Regions from separate parts of the Homo sapiens genome. Here region 2 is linked to region 1. The links are chromatin loops, found by intact Hi-C in ENCODE. Cell type or tissue: heart left ventricle. All regions are shown on one strand. Each heading gives the region's core, and the rest is flanking DNA. Links, peaks and the distances in the headings are about the cores only.

Region 1 (5,376 bases), core at 303-5,302:
CCGCCTTCCGGGTTCGCGCCATTCTCCTGCCTCAGCCTCCTGAGTAGCTGGGACTACAGGCGCCCGCAACCACGCCCAGCTAATTTTTTTGTGTTTTTAGTAGAGATGGGGTTTCACCGTGTTCGCCAGGATGGTCTCGATCTCCTGACCTCGTGATCCGCCCGCCTCGGCCTCCCAAAGTGCTGGGATTACAGGCATGAGCCACCGCGCCCGGCCTAGAAATATTAATTTTCAAAAACAGCGGCTGCCATAAGTTTCCAATTCCAATTGTTCTCACTGAAGCTTATTTCAGAAAGCTCTCCCTGATATTAACCACCCGACCTGAATGAATGACTCCTTGCAACCTGGTTATTCCTCTCTGTCAGGCATTAGACCTCTGACTGGCTTAAAAGGAGGAAAGATGCTAGACTTTGGTAATTTTTGGAGACAATATCAGAGCGCAGTGAAAAGATAATAGTTTTTGGAGTCATGGATTTAAACTGCAGCTAGCAGAAACAGGAGTTTGAGGCTGCAGGAAGCCATGACCCTGCTGCTGCTCTACAGCCTGGGCAACAGAGCAAGACCCTATATCTACAAATTAAAATAGAAAAAAATACAAAAAATAGCTAGAAATATTTCTGCTGTGATGAAATTCCCCAATTCCTCTGTTTTTGTTTATATAGCCAAAATAATCTGAGCTGTCCTTTCTTACTTTTCTATTTAAACTTGCTCTCTGACTTCCCAGTGGTAGATTTATTGACAAATATAGCTATAAATGTAAAGAAAGCTACATTAAATTATAATCTCTACATAGTTAAAAACTAAGCAGTTACATTTTTTAAAACTTCCAATTCCACATTATCTTCTTATGTAATGAGGCAGACCCATGAGATATGACATCACTCATTTATGAGTTTACTTTGCCAAAAACTTTTACTCATCCCTGAAAGCATTTTAGTTACAGTTGAGTATACAAGTGTCAAATATCTCTCACAAATACTATTTTTTCCTGTATGTTTCTATAGTTTCAAATAGGAGAAATAATATCAACTTCCCTTTCAGAGTAAAAGAAAAGTTCATTCTAAAAATATTTACAAATATTGAGAATTGTACAAGTGCTACTTTACAAAGATGAAGAGTGAGTTTTGAATGTCACTTCTCTTTTTGTTTACAGTCTCTCTTTTTCCTTTGATAAGAAATTGAATTTCAGGATATAGGAGCTCTATTTAAAATGCCTAATTTCAAAGTCTTGTTTGTGTCTGTTTTTTAAAAAAAAATTATTACAAATTTCAGTCACCTTAAAGAAAGCTTGAAAAAAAATTTTTAAGGCAGAGTCTGGCTGTATTACCTAGAATAGAGTGCAGTGTGCTATCTTGGCATACTGCAACCTCTGCCTCCCAGGCTTCCACCTCAGCCATCCTCCCACCTCAGCCTCCACAGTAGCTGGGACTACAGGCATGCAACACCATACCTGGCTAATTTTTATATTTTTTGTAGAGATGGGGTTTCACCATGTTGCCAAGTCTGGTCTCAAACTCCTGAGCTCATGTGTTAATGTCCATCTTCACCTCCCAAAGTGCTGGGATTGTAGGAGTGAGCCACCACACCTGGCCAAAAGTTTGATAATTTAGTTGTATTAATTATTTCCGTGTTGTCACAGAGAAAATTTTTAAAGCAATTTAAAAGGAGGAAATAGTTCATAAATAACTGGTTTCTTTAGACATGAGACAAAGATCTTAAGGAAAAGCACATATATGAATCTCACTTAGTTGATGGCCAGTTTAATTCTCTTAGTTTATGGTTCATGAAAATAGAGTGTTCATGGAATTATGCAGTCAGAAGATGAGCGGGCACTTCCTCCAGCCTTTGTTGCAGTATGAAGGCCTCTGCAAGAGGAATCAGGAACATGAGGCTCAAGTCTCAGTGCCACCCATTCTCCATGTGTGTTCATAAGTCACTTGGCTTCTGTCAGTTTCTCATTTGTAAAATAAGGGTAATAATGTTTTTCTTATAAGGTTTTTAACAGGAATAAGTAACATAACATAGATGAAATGGCTTTGTTAACCAGAACTGCTCTACAAAAATAAATTATAAAATTTATCCAGAGCTCAAAGATTCCAATAAGACATTCTACCAAAAATAGTTGAATGTGTATTTTGTGTTCTTATTCTTGCCTCATTTTCACCTGTTTATGTGCTAAATTCTTCATTAGGTAATAAACTCCTTAAAGCCATAGTGAGTGAACATATTATATCCTTTTTTTGTATTACTCTCTGAATTATACTTTAATGGACATGCAAAGGACTTTGTTCACATTCTGCCCTGGTCCTCAGTTCTTATACTAAGTAAATAATCGTTACTGCCAAAAGTCTCCTTTCACCTTTCTATATCTAAACCCTTCCACTGCAACTCAGGTCTATTTCCACATAGTCTATCCTTGAAGCTCATGGAGAATTGGCAGGTCAGCATTCGCTTAACAAAAGCCTTTATTACTGTTAACAAAGAATCTTCAGCTACAAGACAGAATCTTTGGTTCTCAATCCAAATCTGTTTCTCTTGTAATCTAAAACAACTGGGATTTCCTAGCTTCAGGAAGAAAGGAGCAGTACCTGCTGGGTCATCAAAGATTCTTAGAGCCACAGAGTTTCATCCCCAGCCCAATGGCTCTTCCCTACTCCTCCTTTCTCTTGGTTCCAAAGGAAAACCCATCATTGCCTGGTCAAGGGAGAGGAGTAAAGCGCATCAACATAAAGTGCTAGAGGACATATGGACAGACAGGAAAAGAAGGAAAGGGATGAAGACACCAGCATCAAAGGAAAGTGAAAGTGGAGTGTTCTTAGGGCACTGATAGTCCTTAGAAGACTGATGACATGCTCTTGTCTACCCTGATGCTGGAACAGAAGTCCTTATTTAACAGGCAAGTTGGCATTGGTTCTTAATAAAAGACTTTTGAAAGCTGAAGGAATGGTGAAGAAGGGATGGCTATCTCTCAGCCTCCCTCCTTCTATCGTGTAGATATGCCTACCCGATTTGCCCTTTGCTCAAAGTAGTTCTATATTCTTTCCATGAGGTTTTTAACAAGCGAGCCCAGTTCAGCGCACCTTTTAAGTTTAAAGATGAATATTTTTAGCCTAAGCCACCTCGCCCTGTCTTTACCGCTGTGGTGTGGTTTTCACTAAACCTCCCTAGGAGGGCTCGCGCAGTCCTCAGGCTCCGGATAAACACGTGTGCCCGCATCCAGCTCCGGCGCGCCCTGCATTTCAGCACCGCCGCCTCTGGAGAGCGCCTTGCTGGCGGGCCAGGTCAGGGCCTCCCACACGCTCTCTCATCCATCCCAGCCCACTCGCTTTTCCCTACTCCTCGCTTCTCTCAGTTTCAAGAAAAAGCACCCCCAACTTCTAACTTCTCAATTCCTGCTTCTAAAGTGACCTCCGCGTCCCTCTTTCCGTGTCTAAACGCTCATGCCCCACGCCTTTGAGTCCTACGAGCAGCTGCGAAGCCGCGTGGCTTCCCACCGGTGGCGCGAGACCTCCAATAGGCATCTATCGATCACCTTTCCCCTACCGCTGCTGGACCCCGAACCAGCCAGCCGGATGCCCCCGCTCGCTCTCTCTGACTCCACGCCCCAAAGCTTCTAAGAAACAAACGCGCGATAAGTCCCCTCCCCCCAACACGCACACGCATATACTCACACACAGTCATTCGCACATTCGTACACACACTAGACGCCTCAAGCCTTCCGAGTGCCATCGCCACCCTGGGCAGAGCCTCAGCCAACTTGGGCCCCGATCCTTCGGCTCCGGCTCGCGCAGGGCCTCCCGCAGCCTCCGCCCGGCCCCCTCCCCGTCCTAGGCAGCGGGTCCCTGAGGCCGAACCTAGGCGGAAAAGGGCCCCCTCCCTATTCACTCAGCATCCACCTCGCGCGGGCAATACACGGCCCACAATTCCCAAACACTGGTCCCTGGGCCGCCCAGAATCACCAGCCAAATCCGAAATTAATCTTGAAGCCCCAGCCCCTGTCACCGGTGTGTCGGGCGCGAGTGTGTTTGCGAATCCCAGGCACATACATGATTTAACTCCTTCGAGCTTTCGGCCCATCCTAAACAAACAGCACGTTATCTCCAGCCCCTTCCTCCCCTACTCGGCGCCCCAACCTCTGCCCCCATCCCGGTCTTCGCCAGCCTGGTAGCCGAACCACCGCACCGCCACACTCCAGTTCTGGTATCTCGAACCCCTGCCCAGCCCCAAATGATACTCATCTCTAGTCCCCTCCCATCCCCCACCTTTGGCCCCCTGCGAGCCGGGTCTGGCCCCGGCAAGTGACGCCTCGGAAACGCAGTCTGCGTACCCTCCCCTGAGTCCAAAATGAAGGGGCCGACCTCCACCAGCTGGATGAGCCGGCCCACCCCTCCGAAGGGGCACACGCCTTCCCGTTCGATCGCCCTGGAAAACACAGGTGCCTGGGAAAGGAGAGGAGCGGAAGCGGCTTCCAGAGGTGGGCGGGAGGACTCACCAAACATCTGAATGTGCCCTTTGGTGATGGGATTGAAGCTGCCGCAGGCGAGCAAGATAACGTGGGTCTTGGTGGTCTCGGTCATGGTGCAGATGGGTCCTTCGCGGTGGTCTAGGGGTTGCCTCTCTTTTTGTGTCTCGTTGTGTCTGCAGAGGGAGAAAGGAAGGCGAGGCTCCGGCGGTGGATGCTGTGGACTCCAAGGAGCCGCTCCAGACGCAAACCGCGTCACTCTCCGCCTCCCCTTAACGCTTGCAGCTCCGGCTAGATCCGAGGCTGCTTTTGTATTGCTCTGCTCTCTTCTCTCCTCGGTCGCTCTCTTTTCGTTCTGGCTTCCTTCGCATCTCTCGCCTGGTGCCCCACCCCATCCTCTCTATCGCCCCCAGCCCACTTCACTCCATCACTGTCTTCCTTAGAGTTTATCCAGAAGGCAAGACGTGGTATCCAAGCTCAGAACCAAGAGCCCACAGCATGGTGTGAGCTCTTTCTGCCTCTTGCCTCATCTTGATTCAGTTTTCCTCCTCATTCTAACATTTTTCTGTCCCCCCTACTTTCTCTAACATCTCCAAGTTAAAAAATGTTTGATCTTAAGGTATTTTTTCTTTCTCTCTTCCTCAAAATTTTAAGTGAGAAATGACCATTGTTTATTTCAGTAGTATTCATTTCTGCTTTTCCTTTTTCCTTTATCTGATGATTCCAAACTATTGAGTTGAGTCCAAATCTTGATCTGCTGGCTGCAGAGAGATAGGGGTGATCTAAGCCCTTCCTCTGCAATACTGATCCTTTTCGTGGGCGAAGCAATGCTATCCGTTTGAGAGAACATGAAGGGGGCAGAGTTACTAAAACTGTATTAGAAAATTATGGGGATCCGCCGGGTGCGGTGGCTC
Region 2 (5,376 bases), core at 155-5,154, 69 kb before region 1:
ACGAAGTACGAGGCATTTAAAACCATACCTCATTTAAACGCTATTTTACAAATGTGAGACCAGAAGCTGAGAAAGGTAGAGCATCTTTTCCACTACCACATAGTTAGTGATGATGTAGCTTAGATTGAGCACAAACCAGTCTCCCCGGCAGGGCTTCCTCCCCATCCGGGGGCCAATTCCCCAGCTGCTCTGTGTCTGTCCTTCACTAGTTCAGAGCCACAGCGGGGAGAAGGATTGTAAAAAGTTGTCATCTCCAATCCCAACTGCTCTTCCAAGGACCCCATCTCCTCATTCCACCTGTTGTAAATCTCCCTCTGGACATCATATTGTAAACTAAAATGACACCGCTAATATACAATCTTCTCTTCTCCTCCCCCACCCCACCTTGTCTCCCCCTAGCTGACTTGCTTCTACTAACATCACCTACTTCTTCAAGTTATTAAGCCTTGAAGTCATCTTTGACTCTTTTCATCCACTACCTTCTCCCCCACTGTGGTTGAATATTTGACCCCTCCAAAATTATGTTGAAATTCAATCCCCATGGTAAATTATATATGTATATTTTACCTCAGTAAAAATAAGAAATTATTACCCAAAAAAAGGAAACTTAATCCCTAATGTGGCAGTATTGAGAGGTGAAGCCTTTAAGAGGTGCTTAGGTCATGAGGGCTCTGCTCTCATGAATGGATTAATCCATTCCTGGATTAGGGGATTAGTGAATTGGTGAATTAATGGGTTATGATGGGAGTAGAACTGGTGGCTTTATAAGAAGGGGAAGAGAGACCTGAGAGACCTCATTGGCCCTCCCACCATGTAATACCCTGTGCTATCTTGGGACTCTTCACAGAGGCCCCCCAGCAGGAAGGCCCTTGTCAGATGCGGCCCCTCGACCTGGGACTTCTCAGCTTTCATAACTACAAGAAATAATATCCTTTTCTTTTTTTTTTTTTTTTGAGACGGAGTCTCACACTGTTGCCCAGGCTGGAGCGCAGTGGCGCGATCTCGGCTCACTGCAAGCTCCGCCTCCCGGGTTCACGCCATTCTCCTGCCTCAGCCTCCCGAGTAGCTGGGACTACAGGCACCCGCCACCATGCCCGGCTAATTTTTTGTATTTTTAGTAGAGACAGGGTCTCACCGTGTTCGCCAGGATGGTCTCGATCTCCTGACCTCGTGATCTGCCTGCCTCGGCCTCCCAAAGTGCTGGGATTACAGTCGTGAGCCATTGAGCCAGGCTAACATCCTTTTCTTTATAAATTACCCAGTTTCAGGTACTGTGTTATAAGCAGCAGGAAATGAACGAATATATCCCCCCACATCTAATAATTTGTCACCCCTCACATCTGTCCCCTGATTCCCAGCTCCAATTCTACTGCTGCTGGGTTCTCCTCGCCTTTCAGCTGGACTGTTTATTAGTAGTCCATCTCTGTGATGGCCTCCAGGGTTCTTTCTCTCAGTTCCATCATTCCCACTGCTACCAGACTGAGCACCCCTGATCTCACCTTCAGGGTCAACACAAATCAGTCCAAACTCCGAATTTACCTTTACTTGCCTTTCCTCCACCCTTCCAGCCTCTTGCTCTTCGATTTCCCAGCCATAACCAACATGTTGTCATCCCCAGTGACCCACAACCTCCGTATCTCTGCTCTTACTGCCCTCTGCCTTGTTAATTAACATTTATAAATGGCCACTGGTTGGGACTGAGCTTCTGCACGAGGCACAACAGACCATACCAAAATGGAGCCCCTCGTGCTGAAGTTCCACATCACCAAGACAAAACTAAGCTGTTGATCTGACCTTCCAAGAAATCAGGAGACAGAGATAATTGCCGAGTCCCCAAACAGGGCGGTTTTAGCAGGCATGATAAGGAAGTCTCCTCTGCTTTAACCTTTACAGGGAAGTAACTTTGAAACGACCAACCTTCTTTTTGTTTTCTGTTTCTGCTGTCCTCAGCCCTTTTTTGTCTGTGAAACCAATTTCCTCTGCTCAGCTCATCGGAACACTCATTCTGTTTCACAGAACGAGGTGTTGCCTGATTCTAGAATCACAAATAAATGCCAATTGAGATCTTTAAATTAAATTTGTGTAATTTTGACTTTTGACAGCCTGAACAGCCCTACACCCCATTTTTACCCCATTATAGTCATTTCTCACCCCTTTTCTTTCTATGACAAAGCAAAAAAAAGAGCAAACACATAGAAACCCACCCTACTCTTCAAGACCCACTCAGATTCCACCTCCTCCATGAAGCCTTCCTTGACCTTCTGGGTGGGAACTCACTTTTCCTCCCTATAAACAGCTATTGCATTTCCTTTGTATCTTCTCTGACACTTAGTCACTTTCTTCTGTGAGTATTCCATCACTACTATAGAGAACAAACTCCTGGCTCATAATCTGTGAAAGGGGATAATGATAGTACCTCCCAGCTGGGCACTGCGGTTCACGCCTGTAATCCCAGCATTTTGGAGGCCGAGGCTAGAGGATTGCTTGAGGCCAGGAGTTTGAGACCAGCCTGGGCAATATAGTGAGATGCCATCTCTACAAAAAAAATAGAAACATTAGCTGGGCATGGTGGTGCATGCCTGTAGTCCCAGCTACTCAAGAGGGTGAGAGAGGAGAATCACTTGAGCCCAGGAGGTCGTGGCTGCAGTAAGTCATGATCGTACCACCGCACTCCAGTCTGGGTGACAGAGCAAGACCCTATCTCTCTAAAAATGATGATGATAATAATAATAATAGTACCTCCCTCATGGGACTGTTGAGAGGATTAAGTTAGATTAAGTACATTATTATATGGAAAAAGCTTGGGAAAGTGCCGGACACACAGTAAGCACTCTAAAAGTGTTTGCTGTTATTAGTACAATACTACCCTTGTGTTTTTAAAGCCCTCAGCACTGGACATAGGAATTATTTAAAAACACCTCTGAGTCTATAAGTGACTGCAGGAGCACTGTTTTTTTGAAATGCAGTAACAGCTGTGCAGCATATAGCAGGGGCTCCCATTCAGTCCCAGATCTTTGAATGGAAACTGTTTTTTCTTGAGTGCTACCACTCTCCTGGTGTTAGATGGCCCCTAGTCATCACACTTTTAGACCAGTTGACTTCAGCCCTTTTTATTCATGCCAACACTCTGAGTGAGCACATGTCCTCCTTAGAAACTCAGTTCCCTTCAATGACTACTTGCGCTGGGAGGGTTGAACAAATGGGGACATGTCCACTAAAAGGTAACCCCAAGGAGATTCCTGATATACCTCCCCCATTCCCATACCACTCCCCCAACCCCTCCCATTCATTTAGAAAGATCTGTCTTTGACTGCCTTCCTTTAAAAGACAGGACCTATATATAAAATGCCCTGCTCTTTTATTTTCTCAACATGGGTGATACGTTGAGATATGTGATACTCTCCTTTTCAATTTGACATGAATTTTAGTTAAAACAGTCAACCCAGCAAAGGCATCTTTTAGAGGTTTTTTTTTTCTGGTCCCTTGAATAAGCAACATGGCTTGTTTGCTCTTAAGCTGTGCGTGCGTGCACGTGTCCACAAGCATGAGTATGTAAGTGCACACACAGACCATACTGGGAATAGAAGTAATTTATTCTGGGAATGCTGAGTGAGTTGCTATTAAATCATTTCTATCTCCCTCACCATCAAAACCCATCCATTGAGCTCCCCTGTATATAAGGAACTGCACCAAGCAAAATCTAATCCAATATTAGATTCACCAAAATATTTATGTTCTTTGTTCCTAAGACCCTTTTCTCAGTCAAAAAATCAGAGAAGGAGATTGGGGGTGTGGGGGAATGATGGAGAAAATGTAAACATTTTTGCATAATACATCAGACCAGCCTTGCAGCCCAGTGTTTGGAGATTTGCTGGAACAAAAGTTCTTTCCTGATACTTGCACAATAAGGGGCATTTCAAGTAGGATCCCTTTGCTTTAATGAAACAAAAACAAAAACTTCTTTCCTTCACTCCATCCTGCCACACATTCCAGATGGAAGGAAGGTATTCTGCTTTCGGAGATCTTGTGTTTTGGCGAGATCTGAGTTCCCTATTTCAGTCTTGATGCTTTCATTAGCCAGTGAACATAACTTCCCTGAAATGACATCCCCACCAGAAGATCAGAATACAAATCCTTGGAAGTCAAGGTAGTGTCTCCTCACATTGCTTAGGAGAGATATGGCACCAGGTTAAGTCTTTGTCAGGAGAAAAGGACACCAAAGTGAACACAGCATGGACTCGGTGCACCAGGTTGACCCAGGCATGTCCACTGCAGAGTGTTACCTGCAAAACTCTGGCCCAGGTGGCTTCTGATCCCAAAGCACCCAGCTCACCTGCTCTCTGATCTACACTGTCCTAGGCACTGGTTTCTGGTATTCAGAAATAGCCCTGGTGAAACCTGTCATATGGATTATGTTTCTCCCAAAGGACAGAGCTCTGCTGGTTTGAGATCCTGAATCATCAATTTAATAACACCATTCTGCATGATGGAATGGAAAGCAGGCTTGGAAATATTTGTTGCCAAGTTTAGCTGCCTCCGCTCTTTCAGGCAGCCTGGGAAGAGCTGTCCACATTCACAGCCAACATCTCAAAGCCTTTGCCTGCTCACAAAAGGACCAGTCATCCTTAAATGGTCATAGACAGAAGAGGCAGGACAACTCACAGGCAGCTCGATGCTGAAGGCAAAGGAAGAGGGAGAAATGAAAAGACTTTAAAAGCGTTCTCTTTCCAGCCCCCGCTGAGAATTTTAAATGCCTTTGCCTCTGGCATATTTGAAGTCTGCATTTTACAGTCTGTTTAACTTACCCAGCAAGCCTTTGGGGCAGGCAAGAGCTGCGTCTTTGCATGTTTGTGTCTAGTGCTGAGTGTGCTGTTGGCACTCAGAGCAGCAGAAAATAATATGGCTAAAATCCACGGCAGCAGTGGGTGGCCTGGGCCCAGAAGGTAAAAGCCAAAGGAGAGATTTCCTATCTGCGTGGTGTAAGGAGGGCAGGAGATTTCCAGAGCTCTGAACCAATGCTGGGGAAGGAAGGGAACATCAAATATTGATTTTCTCCTGGAAATGGATCTTGGCCTTGCAGACTGGGAGTCTGGGAGGGGGAAGTAGGAAGCCCACCCCTCTGAGAAGGAAAGCTCAGGAGCCATCCCGATGTTGACTTTGCTAGAAGATGCATCTCTCAGGCCGAAATCAGGATTCCCTTGCTTGGACTGGCAGAATATAGTCTGAGGCTCCAGAGTTAGGCTCTGTCCTGGACTTGCTGTGTAACCTTGCCCTACCAGGCCACTATCCCACACATTCATACATTGAAACCCTGCTGTGCACCAGACATTGTGCAAACACTGAGCATATGAAGATATACAAGATACACACAATCCC

Evidence for each region. Hi-C counts contacts between places; a loop is a spot of excess contacts. Peaks named below come from ENCODE experiments on the same cell type or tissue, not always from the same donor. Only the 100,000 strongest peaks of a DNase experiment are listed, where the experiment ranks them.
Region 2: a loop joins it to region 1, with 1.9 times the contacts of the local background. A loop is called at or near these places in 2 of 110 quality-filtered maps.

The regions. Positions count from the first base shown.
Region 1 is chr1:183,413,691-183,419,066 of GRCh38, forward strand. NMNAT2 (nicotinamide nucleotide adenylyltransferase 2) reads right to left here and starts at 4,690. Exons shown (of 11, transcript NM_015039.4): 1 at 4,493-4,690. The coding sequence starts at 4,577. In heart left ventricle, for the core only: no CTCF peak of the experiment used is centred there; a DNase peak (open chromatin) is centred at 3,241; H3K4me3 peaks cover 1,613 bases; H3K27me3 peaks cover 2,875 bases.
Region 2 is chr1:183,344,752-183,350,127 of GRCh38, forward strand. All of the region lies in intron 1 of NMNAT2 (nicotinamide nucleotide adenylyltransferase 2), which reads right to left. Among named protein-coding and RNA genes, the nearest start is that of NMNAT2, 71 kb to the right of the region's middle. In heart left ventricle, for the core only: no CTCF peak of the experiment used is centred there; no DNase peak of the experiment used is centred there; H3K27ac peaks cover 790 bases.